5 separate regions of the Homo sapiens genome follow, and all the other regions are linked to region 1. The links are chromatin contacts, found by Hi-C or POLR2A ChIA-PET in ENCODE. All regions are on one chromosome and are shown on one strand. Each heading gives the region's core, a stretch centred on a gene start or an enhancer-like site at or near the end of the contact. The rest is flanking DNA. Distances are from core to core; before and after follow the strand shown.

Evidence for each region. A loop is a pair of places that touch in the nucleus more often than their neighbours do. ChIA-PET counts read pairs that join two places held with the same protein, here RNA polymerase II (POLR2A). Pooled maps may share reads with other maps.
Region 2: a map of CD8-positive, alpha-beta T cell shows a loop between it and region 1 (15-fold over the local background). The contact joins the promoter of ZNF438 here to the promoter of ITGB1 in region 1. A Hi-C loop is called at or near these places in 1 of 168 maps with a recorded cell type or tissue (CD8-positive, alpha-beta T cell), 2 of 37 single-sample maps with no recorded cell type and 10 of 50 pooled maps. POLR2A ChIA-PET finds 5 or more read pairs at or near these places in 1 of 52 experiments (PC-9).
Region 3: a loop to region 1 is called in a pooled map, with 5 times the contacts of the local background. The contact joins the enhancer-like site here to the promoter of ITGB1 in region 1. A Hi-C loop is called at or near these places in 2 of 37 single-sample maps with no recorded cell type and 4 of 50 pooled maps.
Region 4: a loop to region 1 is called in a pooled map, with 5 times the contacts of the local background. The contact joins the enhancer-like site here to the promoter of ITGB1 in region 1. A Hi-C loop is called at or near these places in 2 of 37 single-sample maps with no recorded cell type and 3 of 50 pooled maps.
Region 5: a loop to region 1 is called in a map of naive thymus-derived CD4-positive, alpha-beta T cell, with 7 times the contacts of the local background. The contact joins the promoter of ZEB1 here to the promoter of ITGB1 in region 1. A Hi-C loop is called at or near these places in 1 of 168 maps with a recorded cell type or tissue (naive thymus-derived CD4-positive, alpha-beta T cell), 1 of 37 single-sample maps with no recorded cell type and 7 of 50 pooled maps.

Annotation. Positions count from the first base shown.
Region 1 is chr10:32,956,710-32,960,010 of GRCh38, reverse strand. ITGB1 (integrin subunit beta 1) reads left to right here and starts at 1,781. Exons shown (of 16, transcript NM_002211.4): 1 at 1,781-1,866. RefSeq lists an enhancer at 1,209-1,258 and silencers at 1,429-2,008, 2,079-2,528, 2,922-3,083.
Region 2 is chr10:31,029,794-31,033,471 of GRCh38, reverse strand. It overlaps ZNF438 (zinc finger protein 438), which reads left to right and starts at 1,607. Exons shown (of 7, transcript NM_001143768.2): 1 at 1,607-1,639. LOC105376481 (a long non-coding RNA gene) reads right to left here and starts at 964. Exons shown (of 3, transcript XR_001747410.3): 1 at 1-964. RefSeq lists a silencer at 1,386-1,945.
Region 3 is chr10:34,372,994-34,376,645 of GRCh38, reverse strand. It overlaps PARD3 (par-3 family cell polarity regulator), which reads left to right. Exons shown (of 25, transcript NM_001184785.2): 11 at 1,644-1,772. Among named protein-coding and RNA genes, the nearest start is that of PARD3, 440 kb to the left of the region's middle. Within about 2 kb of position 1,710, at least 2 of the 41 ENCODE cell types and tissues checked have a DNase peak (open chromatin) inside an H3K27ac peak, as active enhancers do.
Region 4 is chr10:34,538,426-34,541,991 of GRCh38, reverse strand. The region is part of intron 2 of PARD3 (par-3 family cell polarity regulator); the gene reads left to right. Among named protein-coding and RNA genes, the nearest start is that of PARD3, 280 kb to the left of the region's middle. RefSeq lists an enhancer at 1,823-2,112. Within about 2 kb of position 2,176, at least 8 of the 41 ENCODE cell types and tissues checked have a DNase peak (open chromatin) inside an H3K27ac peak, as active enhancers do.
Region 5 is chr10:31,317,353-31,321,069 of GRCh38, reverse strand. It overlaps ZEB1 (zinc finger E-box binding homeobox 1), which reads right to left and starts at 1,854. Exons shown (of 9, transcript NM_001174096.2): 1 at 1,778-1,854. The coding sequence starts at 1,835. ZEB1-AS1 (ZEB1 antisense RNA 1) reads left to right here and starts at 1,975. Exons shown (of 3, transcript NR_148979.1): 1 at 1,975-2,174. RefSeq lists silencers at 1,280-1,369, 1,410-1,859, 2,600-2,659.

The DNA of each region.
Region 1 (3,301 bases), core at 532-3,031:
AAAACTCATGACTTCTGTACACAAATTGCTACCTCACACATCAGTTTAGTCAAGTGCTCTAGCCCAGTCCTGGGAGAGCAAAAGGACCCATTTATTCATTTATCAGATATTATCTGAGCCCCTATTATCTGTCCTTGCAACAGTGCTTGACGGTGGTGTTAAAAAGCTCAGTAAATTGTCCTGGAGGAACTAATTTAGTTTAGAGTTGTGCATATGTAAATCTCATAATGTTCTTGTAGCAAAGACTAGCTAGTGCCTCCACCAGTCACGTACAGGGAAAAAAATTCTGGAAATTGTAGTGCAAATCAGGCACGGACCAATTATGCTTTTGAACTATACAGTTTTCTGTGCTGAGACTGGGCCAATTCTGATGAATTCTGAACAATGGTAAAACCGATACCTTTAAAATTCAAGAATGTTGAGTTCTAATGGCAGTTTGACCATTGAGATATTAATATAGGAACATCATTTAGCCTCTTAAGCTTGAACATCCATTAAGTGGGAAAAATAGTGCTCATTTCCTAGAGGTCTTCAGATTGGCTAATCAAGTTTTGATTTTGCTGGTAAGTAATGAGCAAATTTTCTTAGATGTGATCGCTTCATTTTCTCTTATATTGATTGGCAGCAGCCAAATGGGCATTCCAGTCCCTAATCTCCTGCAAGAGAAACACTTCTATTTCATAAATCTGGTAATTTTTGAGCTCTTTTCCCAACAGGGTGCTGCAGCTCACCAAGCGGAACCCACAGCATTTTCTGCTACCAGGATAGCAGCTTGCCAGTAGCATATACTAAATTACTGGGTTTCAGTATGATTTTGGCTGGTACAGACTTCAATCATCGAATCGACATGCGTTCAGCCATTCTCATAATGAATGTTTCCTTCTCTTTCAAACGTTGTTTCCAGCCCCAATCTCCAAATTTTTTTTTTTTAAGAGGTGAAACAGAAACTGTACTCCTTAGGAAGAAACTTTTCCTTCTCATCCCTGTTCCCCATAAAGGTACCTCCAGATAAATCTATCAAAAGCAGGACGCAACTCACCAGGTTTTCTAAAACGTTCCCCAGTCTCACCACCCTTCGTGACACCCATGGGTTTCCCAATTCTTCACCTTTCTCTTAGACACAGGCAAGCACATTATCACTCCAGAAAAGCAGTCCTGGCTTAGCCAGTTCCCTTCCAGAAGGACCACGTGGTTTTTGGCCCCATGGAGCCCTGCAGGGTAGGGGGGCTCACGGTCCCGATTTGCCTCGGGACTCAGGGGGCTTCCGAGATGCAGGATCTCCCGGGCTCGAAACGGGACATCAGTGGACAAACGGGAGCGAGGGTCGAACGCGCGGCTCCGAGGAAGAGGAACTTAAAGAACACGGGCCCAGCAGGCTACACCAGGAACGCGCGGGGCTCTAGGGCGCGTCCGACTCCTCCCGCCCTTCGCAGAGGAGGAAACTGAGGCACGGCGACTGTCTCAACGCAGTCCCGGCCCTGCCCCCCGCGGCCTCCCTCAGGCGCGCTCCCGCGCAGCCGGTTCCTTTGTCCCGGTCGCACTTCCTGCCCCATCCTCCGCCTCCTCCTAGCCCCGGGCCGGGCTGACGCGGCGGGAGAGGAATGCGTTTCCGGAGGGAGAGGGCGGCGGCGGCCTCGGGAGCGGGATCAGACGCGCAGAGGAGGCGGGGCCGCGGCTGGTTTCCTGCCGGGGGGCGGCTCTGGGCCGCCGAGTCCCCTCCTCCCGCCCCTGAGGAGGAGGAGCCGCCGCCACCCGCCGCGCCCGACACCCGGGAGGCCCCGCCAGCCCGCGGGAGAGGCCCAGCGGGAGTCGCGGAACAGCAGGCCCGAGCCCACCGCGCCGGGCCCCGGACGCCGCGCGGAAAAGGTAGGGGCCGGCGGGCCTCGGGTGTGGGAGCGCGGGCCGCGGCCTCCGGTCTCCTGTGCGCGGCAGCACTTAAAGCCGCCGGCCGGGCCGCGCCGGGACCTTTGTGCCGGGCGTGGGGGTGGGGGCGGGGGCGGGGGCGGGGGCGGCCGCCAGCGGTTGGGGGCTGGGGCAGGATTCCAGGCTAGTCCAGGAGGAAGTCCGCACGCCGCCACCCGCCTCGGGTCCCCGGCGCTGGCAGCCCCCGGGCGCAGAGCCAGCCCAGCCGCGTTCCGAACGTGAGGGTCGCCGGCCTGGGCGCTGTCACGTCGGGGCTGCCGGAGCTGCGGGGGACCGGGCCCGAACGGCCCCTGACACCTGCGGTCTCCCGCCGGGCTGGGCAAGCGCAGGTGGGAGCCAGCGAGGCCACCCGGGGCTCGGCGTTTGGGACTCGGCGCTCCCCTGGACGGGTCCGGTGCCTTTGTCTCTCGCTCCCTCGCGAGCTGCTGTCCTTGGAGCAGCGTCGAGCCAGCCGTCGGCGCCCGCGACGGGGACTGGTCTCCTCCGGCTGCCAGGAGGCGGCCCTGGGGCCAGCGCCGCGGGCGGGGGCGGCGGGAGCCGGGTAGAAGTTGGCTTAGTGGAGCCGCTGGGGACCGGGGGTGCGGTGGCGGCAGTGCAGTCCACTTCCCCGTGTTTATAAACGTCAAGAGTCGCCGGTCCCTGCCGGGCACCCCGGGACCAGGACGCATGGCCATGGCCAGCTTGTGCTCAGACCCGGTCCGCGAGCCTGAGAGCCCGGCCTGTGTCTAGTATCATTTTACCGCGTGTCATTTCTTAGGCTTCATAAATTGGATTTATGAGACTCCTACTCTCTAAGTAACTTTTATTTAATCAAATTCGTGCTTTTGAGTCCAAAACTTTGCACTCATTGGTATGATCATTAGTAAGTTGCATTCTCTAAGCTTCCGTTTCCTCATCTGTGAAATAGGAACAGTAATATCTACATTAATAATTCATTTTTATAATAATGACAGTGAGGGCCAAGTTTAGCTCTAGGCATTTTACATGTATTATTTAATTCTGGAACCGCTCTAATGAGATTGGTACTGTTTCGATTCCCATTTTCCGAGTGAAGAAACTGAGGCACAGGGAGCAAAAGTAAGTTGCCTGTGGTCATCAGGAGCTCCTGGAGAAGGCATGGGGTCTAGTTCCAGAGTCCGCGTTTAAACCACAAGTAACCTTCCTAACTATAGTTCTGAAAATCAAATGCAAAATGTAAAAAACTTAGCTTGAGAGTAGATGCTCAATGAGTATTGACTCCTTTTCAGCCCTTCTTTTATAGTAAAAAGATGTTAAAAATATCTCGGAAGATAATTGGTAACATCATTGGTAAGGTTTCTTTGGGCCAACATGCCACATGGTTAACTTAGGTGGGTAGAATTACTAGGTTATTTCGTTT
Region 2 (3,678 bases), core at 358-2,857, 1.9 Mb after region 1:
AAAAATAAGACAGCACTTTCAATGAGAGTGGAAATAAACCATTGTTTCAGGTTTTACTTACAACTGGAGCTGCCTTGCAAAATCCCTGCCCTGGCCATCTGCCGTGGTTCCAAATAAGTTTGTAAAAGTGAATCTTGCCATTTTCAATACTTCCTCCTTTGGGTCTATTTATTCCGAAGTCTGTTTTTCTCATTCTTTTAATTTTTTTCCCCCCAAGACGGATTTGTCTGAGACACTTTTTTGCCATAACATTTGTTTTTTCTGCTTACGAGAGTGTAAGAATTCCACAAGCCAAATGTTAATATTTTGTTGTCAGTTCTTTAAGCCTTCATTTTTTCCGTCTATCGAGCCCTTTTTTTTAACCAGAACTCATTGCTTCTGAGAGTATAAAAGAGCAAAGAGGCCGGGCGCGGCGGCTCACACCTGTAATCCCAGCACCTTGAGAGGCCGAGGCGGGCGGATCACGAGGTCAAGAGATGGAGACCATCCTGGCCAACATGGTGAAACCCTGTCTCTACTAAAACATAAAAATTAGCCGGCTGTGGTGGCGCGCGCCTGTAATCCCAGCTACTCAGGAGGCTGAGGCAAGAAAATCGTTTGAACCCGGGAGGCAGGGGGTACTGTGAGTTGAGATCGCGCCACTGCACTCCAGCCTGGGAGACAGAGAAACACTCTGTCTCAAAAAAAAAAAAAAAAAAAAGTGGGGAGCAGAGAGCCGGACTTGGACACGGGAAGGTATCGTGACATGAGTGGGTCGGGGGCTGGAAAGTTTGCCCAGGCGAAGAAGTGAACATGTTTATCCGGATCACCGTTTGTTAAATGAACAGCAACCCATAGGTAGCTTCACCGAGCCGAAACGGGAAAGGCGGCAGGCAAGGGAGAAGCTAAAATCTGCAAGAAACGGGCTGGGCTGGAGGCGGCGCCAGGGCAAGAAGGGCAGGTGGGGGCCCGCGGGAGCCGGGAGCCAGGGGCGGGAGCCGGAAGGGCGGGACCCAGGGGCAAGGCCTAAGTGGGCGTGGGAGGGGCATAGTCAAGAGATGGGCGGGGACTGCTCGGGGTCTGGGCGGAGTCTAGCGGGAGCCGCGTCGAGCCGGGGAGGAGCGAGGGACCCTGGGAGAGCTGTCTTTTCAGGGCTGAGGACCCGCCAGCACCTGATGGAGAGCAAATGGCTGTTTCCACACGTGGAGAACTTTTAACGAACACGTGAGGAAGGCGGGCAATGTCTGTGGAAAAACTACCTCACAACCCAGGCGTCTTACTCCAGCCCCCAGGGCGACAGCTTGTTTACAGTATTTCTGAAGGTCTCCGTCCCCTTTTGTCGGCCCCTCCTCCTCCTCTAACCCCGACTTCAGGCTTTGAGTGAGGCTTTGGTAGAGCAGTCGCCGCCGCAGGCGCCCCGGTCGGCGAAGCCCACAGGCATGCGGGCGCAGAGGCCGTCTGCGCCTGCGCGGGGTGTCTGCTACGGGGAGGTGCGTGGAGCTCGAGGGCGTGGAGCTCGGGGGCGTGTCTCCCGCCGCGGCGCCGGGGCGGGGCGAGGGCGGAGCCTGGGGGCCCAGCGGCCCGCGCCCCGTGGCTTGACCTCCCCGACTGCTGGGCCCGTGACGTCACCCCGCTGTGACGCGCACGCTGTAGGAAAACTGTAAGTTTACGAGGATTCCTGCAGCTCCTAGGGCTTGCGGGGCCCGCTGGCAGCTGGCAGTCCCGGCGGTGGTGGTGGCTCTGGGGGCGTCAGTTCCTTGGGGAGTCGCCGATTGTGGCGAAGGGACAGGTGTCTGCTCAGAGTGGCAGCGCGCCCTGCTGGGCGGTAGGGACCTGGGGTGCGGGAGGCGAGGCCGCGCCCCGTGGGGCCGGGCCAGCACCTTTTCCCCTGGGGCGGGGCGCGTCTCCGAGCCTGGGAGCGAGGCCTTAGAAGGGGCGGAAAGTCCAAATGGAGAGTCCCTTTTTTTCTTCCGTGATAAAGGGACTTAGATTCCTTTTCTTCCCCCTCTCAGCCTTGGAGTTTGACATGTTAAGTAGGGGATGGAAGCTTCCTCTCAGAGAATAGGAATCCTATGTCCTGGCCGTTGGGATCCCACAAGTGACCAAGTCATCGTGGACACATTTATAAGATAACCAGTTGCTGCCTCAGTTTTCTTTTTTGTGTAAAAGGGAGGTACAGCAGCCTCTGGCCTCCCTAATGGTTGTTCCCACAGCACTAGGAACACGTGAGATAACACAAGTGTGTAAATTTGCTAGGAGAAAGCTTATACACAGACACTTGGTTATTCTGAGGAATGTGGTAGCCACTGGCTATTTGACCAGGAATCTTGTAGAAGGGGAACTTTTTCACTGTTTTGCCTCCCCCCGACAACCTTCCCTCCATCTGATTCTATACCACACTGGAGCCTGTTGGGTGATCGAACTGTTGTCACTAAACTTGATAGAATGGGGATCCCAAGAAATAACAGGTATCGTTAGCACGGTACTCTTGGCAATTACAATGCCCCCGTTGTCTGGGTTTTGCAGAGGAAGCTTTCAGTGTGCTGGAACTAGCACATTATAGACAACACAGACTCACTGAGTTTTAAGGATTGCTGTATCGATTTGGAATATCCAATCATCGTATCTGACTGCTTGAATATTTTGGTCAAGGGGTACTACATTATCGATTAGTTATTACTAGACTATAATGCCTCTCAAACTCCGGGACTAGTAGTCTTCAGGAACTTTGAAGGGAAGAATACTGTGCACACTTCAGGGTGTATTTATACAGGAGCTCGAGAGTTCACATTTCTGTAAATTCATTTCAGGAGTGTGATATCTTTTCATCCAGGTAGGAAGAGCCTTTGAATCAGAAAGCAGGGCTTCTAATTTTTGTTCTATTCGTTAACTAGCTTCGTGTCCAAGGACAAGTCACGCAAACTTGGAACTTTGTTTTTCTTATCTAAAATGAGAGCCGATGGTTTATCTGTTTGTTGGTTTTTCCAGGATCAAATGAGATCACGAGAGTGCAAATGAAAGGCTAAGTGTGCTATTGTTATTAGGAGATTCGCATTGGTCCCCTAGCCTGGATGAGATGTGAGTCAGAAATCTCTGGAAATAGAGCAGCAAAGAAGACAGCCTCCAACCTAGCAGGGCTCATATTGCAGTGGGAAATAGACAACGAACAATACGTGCATAATGTAATTTCAGGTAGTCATAAGTGCAGTGAAGGGAAGGAAGAAAGGAGGACAGTGGGGGAACAGGGAAGGTTGTTTTTGGTGGGATCTGTCAGGAAAAGCCATTCAAAGGCAGGGACACTTGAAGTGTGAGGGAAAGAGCCTGAGGTAAGAACATTTCAGAGAGGAATAATTAATAGCAATGAACACTTAAAAAAAGTAGAGCTTACCATATGTAAGGCACTATTCTGAACACTAAATTAAATTTTTACAAGTCTTTTGATGTAACCTAGTATCTCCCTTTCATAGATGAGGCAACTGACACACAGAAAGGTTAAGAATTTGCCAAAGTTGCACAGCTAAAACGTGGTAGAGACTATTTGAACGTGGGCAGTCTGACTTCAGAGTCCAGGCTCCAGGTGACTGTATTTTCGGCCTCACAGCAGGAACAGCACAGGACAATGCTCTGAGGTGGTCCAGACACAGTGAGAGTGTTTAGAGCACAGCCGGGAACGGGGAAAGTAGTGGCCAATGATGGTCA
Region 3 (3,652 bases), core at 461-2,960, 1.4 Mb before region 1:
CCTGTGCATGTGACAACGTATGTTAAATAGGCACTGTTAGAAGCTAAATAACAGATGTTTGAGTACAAATTATGTTAGGGTCCTGCTTCCTGAAAAAGCCACTTGTCCTGGGGTTATAAATTGAGTGGTACGTTAGCCCACGTCTGCAGTCGTAGCTTGTTTTATTTGTAAGAGTCTCTGCTGGGACTTGAATTCAGTCCTCCTGTCTTCTGAGTCCAAAAAAATATCTGTCCTTTTCTGGCTCTCTCCGTCTTTCTTTCTAAAGATAATTGCTTTATTATTGAGTCACTTTTTTCTTTTATCACATAATCGCTTTACTTTCAACATATCAGAAAAACCTTTTTATTTTAAAGCAGTGAGAAAGACCTGCAACCTGCATGTCTTTCGAGTTAGGCTTTATTTCCATAGCTGTCATCTTTGTCTTAAAATGGAAACTTCATTTTTGCATGCTTTAAGCCCAACCTTCTAGTATCTACAGTTGTAGCTATACAATATTGATACTTACGTGCATTTTCTCTGAGTGTCTAGATAATTAGAATCATACAAAGAAAAAAGGATCAAGTGACTTAATTGTCTAGATTTTTTTTCACTTTCTTTTGTTTGAGTACAAATTATGTTTAGGGTTCTGCTTCCTGAAAAGGCCGCTTGTCCTTGGGGTATAAATTGAGTGGTATATTAGCCCATGTGTGCAGTCGTAGCTTGTTTTATTTTGTAAGAGTCTCCACTGGAACTTGAATTCAGTCCTTCTGTCTGCAATTCCTTAATAGTAGTACCTTGAGGTATATGAGGTTGATTTTTTTCAGAAGGGGAAATGTTCTGAAATATATTTTAACTACAGGAAAATTTTGATACTGTAATTTAAGTTATAAACTTATTTGCCTTGGACAAAATGTCTTTTTTGTCTAAAAAGAAAAATGTAGAATACCTTTTAAAGGAAACATATGCTCTCATTTCTGTGGAGTATATAGTGCTTTCTGATAATGATGTTATACTTCCTGTTAGATAAAAGATTCCCTAAGAACAAGTTGTTTTAAATTTTTTTCCTGCTTGAATTCTCTCATAACATTGAAAAAATTTCAGCTGAAATATTGCTTCCCTGCTAAAAAATATTGTTTTGTAGTTTCTTTAATGTTTACCTTTTAGAGGTAAAGTGTTTTATTTATATTTATCAGTAAAATTTCATTTAAAGTGAAAATACTGTACCAAAATATTTTTGGTGTGTTTTTATTACCCTTTATAAGAGCAACACCTTTTTATTTTGGTGTAAGAAAACCTATGATGCACAAGGCTATCAAAATATCTCTGTTCTAAGCCAGTAAGTTTTGTGTTAACTTGACATTTTTGAAATATTTATTGCTTGGTACTTGTCAATGCCCTGGTGATTGTCACTTTGGGTTTAATGATGAACACTAAAAGATTGACCACTTCCTCTCTTCTAGATATCTGGTCTTAGTTTCTTTATTAGTCACAAAACCTTAGTGGTTCCCAGATCATGGCAGAATTGTGCATGAAATGAGTTATGTTCCATAGCAGATATGGCTAGTCCTAGAGTGTGTGTGTGTGTGTGTGTGTGTGTGTGTGTGTGTGTGTGTTTTCCTGTTGTTTCCACAGGATTACAGCTGAAAACTTTTGTTTTGTTTTAGGTAAATGGAGTAGATTTAGTGGGCAAATCCCAAGAGGAAGTTGTTTCGCTGTTGAGAAGCACCAAGATGGAAGGAACTGTGAGCCTTCTGGTCTTTCGCCAGGAAGACGCCTTCCACCCAAGGGAACTGGTGTGTAAATTTAGAGTAGATGAAAGATTTCTGATATGCAGCAGCCAGGGGTCTGGGTTAGTTGCCTGATGGCAAATGTTTATTGAGACATTTTCTGAGGAGTTTCTAGATCTTATATTTCTTTCAGCCCTCACTGAATACAAACATTCTTTTCTCTAATACTCCCTTAGTTTCAGAAATGGATATCCTCAGTAATGAATGGAGGGGTACTTAAACATCAGACTGTAGGGATATTTTCAAGGGCATCAAATGTTCATCACTGTACACCCTCAGATGGACTGACTGAATACAGAGACGCCGATTATTTCAGAACTGTCACTCCACAGACTGTCGCTGAAAGCTTGCCATCTTCCACACTGCATATGACAAATTTTCATATTTCACATTTTCATAGTACATGTCAGTAAGCCAAATAGATGCTTGCTTCCTTACTGTTGTATGAAAAGGAATACCTTTTTAAAAAAATTATTATTAAAAATAAAAAGACCTAAGTGGCAATAAGCCTCATGGCTATTAATTATACAAATATAGGTCATGTTACTTAGGATGACATAAATGAAGGAAATGAAAAGGCATTTACAACTTTTGCAACCTATCTCCTTCACTTTCCATACATACATTAATACATCTGAGTATTTACATGGTATTGGTGTGAATGAAATAAGTGTCTTAAATGTACATAGTTCTGAGTGGTTTTCTGCAAAAGTGCTAGGTTTCATTTATATATAAAAATGACATAATTGGAGGAGTTGCCTTTGTCTTTTGATGTGGTAAGAAAATTGTTTTATTTCAAGTACAAGTGGTATTTTAAATATTTCAAAACAGATTCTACTTGGATCATTTTGGAATACATCCTTTTCATCTAGCTCTTAGTGCTAAACAAAAATTAATTTGTATAATCTAGAGTGACAAGGTTTTAGAAACGAGGTTTCCAAATTTATCATATAGCCCAAATTCTCTTGTGTCTTCAAGTATGGATGTGTTATGATAAAAATAACTATATTTTATTCTCTATATAAACTATTTCTATAAATATTATAAATGAAAAAATTTTAGTCATAATATCTTATCCCCTGGTTACACACAGGTCTTAAAACTTAATGTGGATTTTGTGGAAATTTCAGACAGTGATAGGGTTGAAAAGTGAACACTTTTGTTTTAAGTAGATTTTGAATAAATTATGAAAACTTCTTTATATTTAAAAATGTTTAATGCATTATTTCTCAATTTAAATTCAGTTTTTCGTTTTCCCCCCACTGTTATCCAATTTTGTGCTTAAAATGCCACCTGATCCTAAATCTGGAGATGTCTCTATTAAATTGTAAATGAGCACTTAAAAAAAAAAAACAACTAGCTTTCCATGTGATTTGCCGAAGCTTTAATTCTTCCTCAGTGTCTCGGAGTGCACTAGTTAGCATTATTAGATTGCCAAAGCTTAGACACTGCTCTTAAGCAGCCTTTTCCAGAGTTAGTGCCAGCATATAGCCAGCTTAAGGTTATTCAGGTTCTTCTTGTCCAATTTTGATCTTCCAGGCTTCTGTTTTTCCCTTCTGCTACCTACTTTTTTTTTTTCTTGGTTATGTAATTTATTGCTTGTGAGCTTTTCATTAAGGAGTACGCCAGTAGGCCGTCAGTCTATTATGCATGTTGCAGCTGCTTCTCAAAATTTAAGAGAATAAAATCCTGAAAATTTAAAGGGAGGGGACATTTAAAAATAATCTTGAATCCAGTAGACGTAACTATTTTCCTCTGTTTGGGGTGTCTGTGTTTAAATTCTGTGTGTCTAAATCTAAATACTTTTATCAATCGGTGCCTTTTTTTAATAAATCATCCTTGTAAGTTCCTAGGTAATTAAGGCAAATCAACATTATAGGAAAAAA
Region 4 (3,566 bases), core at 927-3,426, 1.6 Mb before region 1:
GGCTGGAGGACTGCTTGAGCCCAGGACTTCAAGGCTGCAGGGAGCCATGATCATGCCACTGCACTCCAGCCTGGGCCACAGAGTGAGACCCTGTCCCACCTTCCCACCCAAAAAACGTATGTGGGTTAAAGATGAGCTGTTTTGACTCTATGTGGGTTTGCTTACAGCGAGGCATACCAAGATTAAAGAATACTGCTTATTCTGGGTTCTCTGTGGATGGGATGTGTACTGATGAATACATATAATATTGGCTTAATTTTAATGAAAGTTGTTAAATAAATGTTGTTTTCCTTGGATGTGGACACTGCATTTGTGGACACTTAAAAATTAGCTGCAGTTTAGGCACCAGCACTTCCCAGGGGCCTCCTCCCTATAATCTGACACATCACACACAAGGCAGATTCTCTGAGGTGTGGTCTAAACATGAGCAGGAGACAAAGGTTGTGCTGTTAGCATGAAAAGGTTGTGCCTTCTTGGGCTTCAGGGTTTTGTACAAGGTTGAGATGGAAGGCTGCCTATGAATTCAGAATTCATATACAGAAGATTCATATAGAATGAGAGAGTTTTGTTGTCCCTTCAGGAATATAGATTGTATCTTGGGGCAGATGGCTTTATGTGTCTCATACTGCAGATTCGAGAGATTTAAATTTTCATTTCTCTAAAGGAAACATTTATAGTTCTCAGTTCTTAAGCACACTGGAAGTTCTTCCCTTCTCTTTGCATTTGTGTTTCTTATACAAATACCATGTGTGAAATATCAGTTATACTGCATTTATGTACAGGATGAAGGTTTCTCCCTAGGGAATAAATAAACCATCCTCCATGTGCCTCATTAAAAAGATAGGAAAAGAAACGTGGCTTTGTCTTCTAAAAATCAGTCACAATTTTCTATATTGCATTTCATGGTATGGCTTTATGGAATATTTTTATTATTTAATTTTTTGAATGGCTTTTTGTTTTTGCTTTAAAATTTTACTTATATCTTAAATTAAGGATGCTGGATCTTGAAAAAGTTGCTATGGTGACTATATACTTAAGCTTGATGTCTCCAATTCAGAAATGGGTCATTGTTCTAAAACTTCATTGTAAAATCTGTTACTTGGAACTTTATTTTCTCATGGAAACAATATTGCAAGTAATAGATTCCAGACTCAATAAAAATAACTTATTTAAATCAGAAAGTAAAAAGATTACACCCCCGGTCCCCTCCGAGACAGGATCTCACTCTGTTGCCCAGTCTGGAACACAGTGGCATGGTCATGGCTCACTGTAGCCTCGAGCTTCCCAGGCTCAGGTGATCTTCCCACCTCAGTCTTTCGACTAGTTGAGACTACAGGCAAATGGCCACCACGCCTGGCTAATATTTCTATTTTTGTTTGTTTGTTTGTTTTTGTAGAGACAGTATCTTGCTGTATTGTCCAGACTGGTCTCCTGTCTCCCGGGCCCAAGCCATCTGCTGAGCGGGCAGCTCAGCCTCCCTAAGTCCTGGGATTACAGGTGTGAGCCACAATGCCTGGCCAAGTAAAGGAAACATTGTATACTTATATCTTTGTATTTATACTGGAGTAGTCTCCCCGCCATCCACCTTCCTTCCTTCCATGAATTCTCATGCTAGAACACGAGGTATAGCAGATACTATGTTTGGCATTTTTTTTTTTTTTAATATAGTGTGTTGTGAACCACAGGGAGCTTTGGAGGATTTGTTCATTCCCTGAATAGATATTTACTCTGTACCTACTATGTGCAAGACACTGTTCTAGGTCCTGGGGATGCAGCAGAGCAATCCTGCTCTAATGCGTGCTGTTGTTTGACAGCATAACCTGTAATTGAATGTCCTGGGAAGCAGGAGGCAGGCAGCATGAAGAAGCCTTAGAGCTGCCTGCAGCTGAGGGCCACGACCCTGGGAAAGGACACGGTGGCTCCTGAGGCTTCTGTTCCAGGGACTCTGACTCCCCATTCCGCCCTGCACACTTGGTGTGGTTTTCTAGAACTCCTTTTTGAAATAGGAAGATCTGGAAGGTAGTCGCGTATGGTTTCAAGAGAGCTTAAAGTGACAGTGTGTTAGTAAAATGTTTCACAACCACTCTCAGCTGAGGCTGAAGGAGTGGGGACTGATTTGTAGTGTTTGCCAATTTCTTTGGTGTACACACTCCCGCCCTGGCCTATTTCAGGAAGCCAATGGGATGTCCCTGAGTGTGGAGTTGGAAAACACACCATCATACACTTTTACATAGTGTTTCCACTGTGTAGATACAGCAGACCTAGGACAATCCAAGGCCACACAGAGTAGTAAAATGCAACACAGATGATAGGAAGTTTTACTTTCTTTTTGAGACGGAGTCTCGCTGTGTCACCGAAACTGGAGTGCAGTGTCGTGATCTCGGCTCACTGCAACCTCTGCCTCCCAGGTTCAAGCGATTCTCCCTGCCTAAGCCTTCAGAGTAGCTGGGATTACAGGTGCCCGCCACCACACCTGGCTAATTTTTGTATTTTTAGTAGAGAGGGGGTTTTGCCATGTTGGTCTCAAACTCCTGACCTTAGGTGATCTGCCCGCCTTGGCTTCCCAAAGTGCTGGAAATACAGGCGTGAGCCACTGCGCCTGGCTGAGTTTTACTTATTTATTACTCTGCTTTTTAATTTATTTAACTGTAAGTTTATATATCTTAATTTTTAAATGATGAAGGTGGTAATAACTGGCTTGCAAAATTCCTGAAAACTTAAGAGTCCTCATGAGCTAGTCTTCACTGGCTCCAGCATCTGGGAGCACCACAATACTTTACCTAAAATCATTATGGCTGGATGTTAGAATACTGAGTTGTTCAGATTTTAGGCAGGTAATATGGAATATGTGTCATAAGATGTAACACCTCCTGTGATGTCTGAGGCAGGACCCTGTAGTCAAAATTTTGGTATTTCTGTAGCAAAATGTGAATATTCACCAAGTAAATAAATACTACAAATAATCTTGGATTGGTTCAGAGTTGCTTTTGCCACCAAATGTACTTCTAACAAACTTATGAAAAATTTTTCATTTTGAGAGTCATTTGATTTTGGAATTGTGGACAAGGCATCATGAATCTGTGTCATTGTGTTTGCAAGTCACGGTTGGTGTTCCAGGTCTAGAAGAAACTGTGTGTTTGCTTTCTCACAATGAGAAGGAGAAGAAACTCAGCATGATCTCCTACTTGGATCATTGGTGCCCTGCCGGAGCGGCGCCTCACCCCTGCGTTTCTGCAGCCTCTTCTTCCTAGAAGGCTCCTGTCCCGGTGACTCTTCCTGTACTTCATTCTTTCTGCCCAGCTCGTCTGGCCTCCACTCCTCACCAAGTGCTTCATGCAAGATTGATCTGATTTTTCTTTTCACTCCCTCGGTTGGTGTGCAGCCCCCGAGCACATACTTGAAAGAGTGAAGTGAAACTTACAGCCACCTCTGAATAAACATCCCAGCAGTGGAACTGCATGTCCCAAAGTGCTTGAAATCTTGGCTTCTGTGTCTTGGCAAAGCTTATTTTCTTTCAATTTCTATGATTCAGACAGGTTGCAATCTAGTCAGTCATTACCCACATC
Region 5 (3,717 bases), core at 605-3,104, 1.6 Mb after region 1:
CCTCGTTTTCTCGACGCTGCAGCGGTCCCATTATAGACGCATTTATTGCCCCTCTCTTAAAAGTCGTTTTAAAAATAACGCAGGAACCAAAGCGAGCCCCTCGGTCCGAAATGTACGTGTAATTCCTTATATAGCCTGGGCTGCGGCCGGCGGCAGGGCCGTTGCCGCCCATTATTATACAAACAGGTACCGGGGCGGCGCAGGCGGGGGCTGCTCTCCCTGCGCTCCCGCCGCCCCCGGGCGGACAAGTCTCGCCCCTCTCGCCACAGGAACTGTCCAGACAATAACAATCAGCAGACATTTCGCTGCTGCACGAGAGGGAGAGAAAGCATAGCATCGCCCCGAGATAACCAGAAATACAATCAACTTACAACGTCTCTCCAAACTGGAAAAGGCGACTGTGCAACCACCACCACATGTTCAGGTCTCGATCCCTCGGGCTGTCTCTCTTTTTTTTTAACTCTCACGCCAGGCAGAGGGGTGTGTGTTTCCCTTGGCACAGCAGCACAAATCAATAAACACTGCAGCTGCGGTGCAAGTAGCAGCCCCGCGCGTCCGTCGGTCCGTCCGCCCCCTCCCCCACCCTCCTTCCACCCGAGACCCAGAGCGCCATCCAAGCCCCATTATCCGGCTTCAGCGCTCCGTGCGTCCGGCCCAGGTAACAACTTCCCCAAAAACCGAAAGAGAAAAGCGCGAGGCGCACGCACACCGGCCCATCCCGGCGCAGAGACCTCGTCTGCCCCGGGAGGGGGATCTGTCTGTGGTGCTTCCCGGTCTCTAAGCCCAGGTAACAACTCCGCAAACACACCCGCCGCCCAGCTCGCCCCCATCCGCGCGGCTCCCGGCGGCGTTAAGTGGGTACCTTTCCTGCCTTGTTCCCCGCGCCGCCCCGCCGCGCCCCGCCAAACGTGGACCCCACTCGCGGGGCTCGCCGCGGAGTCCCCAGGCCGGGGCTCTGGGCCGGGCAGCGGGAGGCGCCAGGGAGGAGGGGCGCTTAGGGACCCGCGCCCCCGCGCCTCTAATCCCCGTTACGCGAGCGCGCCCGGCCCGCGGGTCCCAACTTTACCGCCGCCGGCCGAACCCTGTCCGCCCGCGGCGCGCACAGCCGGCGCCCGCGCACACGCGCGCACAAACCCCACGCAACCCGCGGCCGCCCCGTCCCGCCGCCGCCGCAGCCCGCCTGCCGCGCGCCCACAGCCCGGCCCGAGTCGCGGGGCCCGAGCGACAGCGACGGCGCCGGCCGGGGCCGCGGCGCGCGGAAGCCACTTTGCACGGTCAGCGCCGGGCACAAGTTTGTTCCGCGGCTCCCGGGGGCCTGGGCGCTGAGGGAGAATCGCGCTGAGGGGGCCAGGAGGAGGGGGAGAGGGAGGCGCCGAAGGGCACAAGAGTGGGGAAAAGTGCGGAAAGAAGCAACAGCCGCTCCACCCGGGACCAGAAAAGTGGCCAGTGCGTCCCGGCCGCCCGCCCTGCGCCGGGGATGCGGCGGCGTCGGCGCCGGCTAACGGTCCAGGGAGGCGGCAGGGGCGGCGGGAGCCGCTAGGCGGAGAGAGACCAGGTAAGAGACATAACGGTTCAGGGAGAGCGAGCGGCCGCGGCGCGGCTCCGGCAGCGGCGGCAGCGGAGGGGGGCAGAGAGCACTACTTTCTACTTTCCCACTCCACTTTGCCGTCCCTGCCCCGGCTGCCCCCAGCCCGGCTCGCCCCCCTCACCCCCGGGGGCGCCCCGGCTGCCCAGCTCCCCCTGACTCCGCCGCTCCCCGGTCCCCTCCGCCACTCACCGTTATTGCGCCGCGGGTTCGCCTGCTTTCTGCGCTTACACCTGGGGCCATCCGCCATGATCCTCTCGCTTGTGTCTAAATGCTCGAGTCACCTCCTCCCCCTCCCTCCCCCTTCCCCCCCACCCCTCCGCCTCCACCCCTCCCCCCTCCCCACCGCACCTGGTTTACGACACTCCCGGCTTTACGACATCACCTTCCTTACACCTAGAGGCTCTCGCTCTACGGCCGGAACCTTGTTGCTAGGGACCGGGCGGTTTGCGGCAACCGTGGGCACTGCTGAATTTGAATTGAGGGGCGAGGGAAAAGTTTTCCTCAGGTGTGGTGGGGAGAGGGAGGCGGATGCCGGGAAACCGTAGGGACGCGGTCAGAAAGGCGACGGGCTGTCGGAGTTGGAAAGGTAAAGTTGGAGGCTCGGCGGCGTCCTGCCTCCGCGCTGGCCACACCCGCCGCGGCTGCCCGGGGCAGGGAGGGATCTGGCTGATTCTCCCTGTACCCTGTGCCCTCGGAGCTGCCCCTCCGAGCGCCCAGAGGTCCCCGCCTGCCTGCTTCCTGGAGGCAGGGCTACCATCAGTCCCACGCCTCGCGTGTCCGCCCCCCGCACCCCGGGGCCAAGGAAAGGGATCGCGGTCTGGACTCCCCGGGGAGTTCCCTTGATGAGGGGAAGGGCAGGTTTGGGGACGGCGAGGACACGCGGCGACCGGAGAGAGGCTACCTGACCCGCGCAGCCCGGACTCCCTTCCCTTCCCTTCCAGGGACGCCTGGTTTCCCCCCAAGCGAACCGGGATGGGAAGTGACTTCAATGAGATTGAACTTCAGCTGGATTGAAAGAGAGGCTAGAAGTTCCGCTTGCCAGCAGCCTCCTTAGTAGAGCGGAATGAGTAATACCCACACGGTGCTTGTCTCACTTCCCCATCCGCACCCGGCCCTCACCTGCTGTCACCTCGGCCTCCCACACCCGGTCCGCGCTCCCCGCCCTCTTCCTCGCGTAGAACCGTGGGATCCTAGGTGGCAGGACTCAGAGCTAAGGTATCCACAGGCCATGAATTCCTTCCTAAATGAGCGGTCATCGCCGTGCAGGACCTTAAGGCAAGAAGCATCGGCTGACAGATGTGATCTCTGAACCTGATAGATTGCTGATTTTATCTTATTTTATCCTTGACTTGGTACAAGTTTTGGGATTTCTGAAAAGACCATACAGATAACCACAAATATCAAGAAAGTCGTCTTCAGTATTAAGTAGAATTTAGATTTAGGTTTCCTTCCTGCTTCCCACCTCCTTCGAATAAGGAAACGTCTTTGGGACCAACTTTATGGAATAAATAAGCTGAGCTGTATTTCAAGTAATATAGTTATAAATTAACAATGTAGCAGTTATTGATAGAGAAATTGAGAAAACTGAAACGTGACCGGAGTATTGGAAATAACGTAGTACATCACCTAGCACAATGACACATAGTAGGTGCTCAATAAATTTATGCTTATAATTTTTGTCACTTCTATGGCAGGATTTTTTTATTAGGTTAAAATTATCTTTTAAACACCTTCCGGAATTTTAGAATATTCATTAATAATGTCTTCAAACCTTTCAACTGAAATAAATTTACAGCTGAAGTCTGATGATTTAAAGTTAGAAAGTTTAATCTTGAATATAAATGAACATTTTCTCTCCCACATTTTCTTGGGCATTTTGAGAAGTAAATGCGTTATTTATTGGTCCATGAAATGTGACTGTAAATATTCTTTGCTATACATTATGTCTATATATCTGCATTCATCCTCAATGCCAAAACTAGAATCATTAGTCTTAATGATCATTTTAAGTACAGGCAGTCCTCGCTTTCCTTGATACCATGTTAACCGAAACTTGTGTATGTCAACACGGTGTCCTTGCTTTGCTTGGTTAAGTGTGAGTTCTTCCTCCCTTTTTTTAAGAGTTGTAC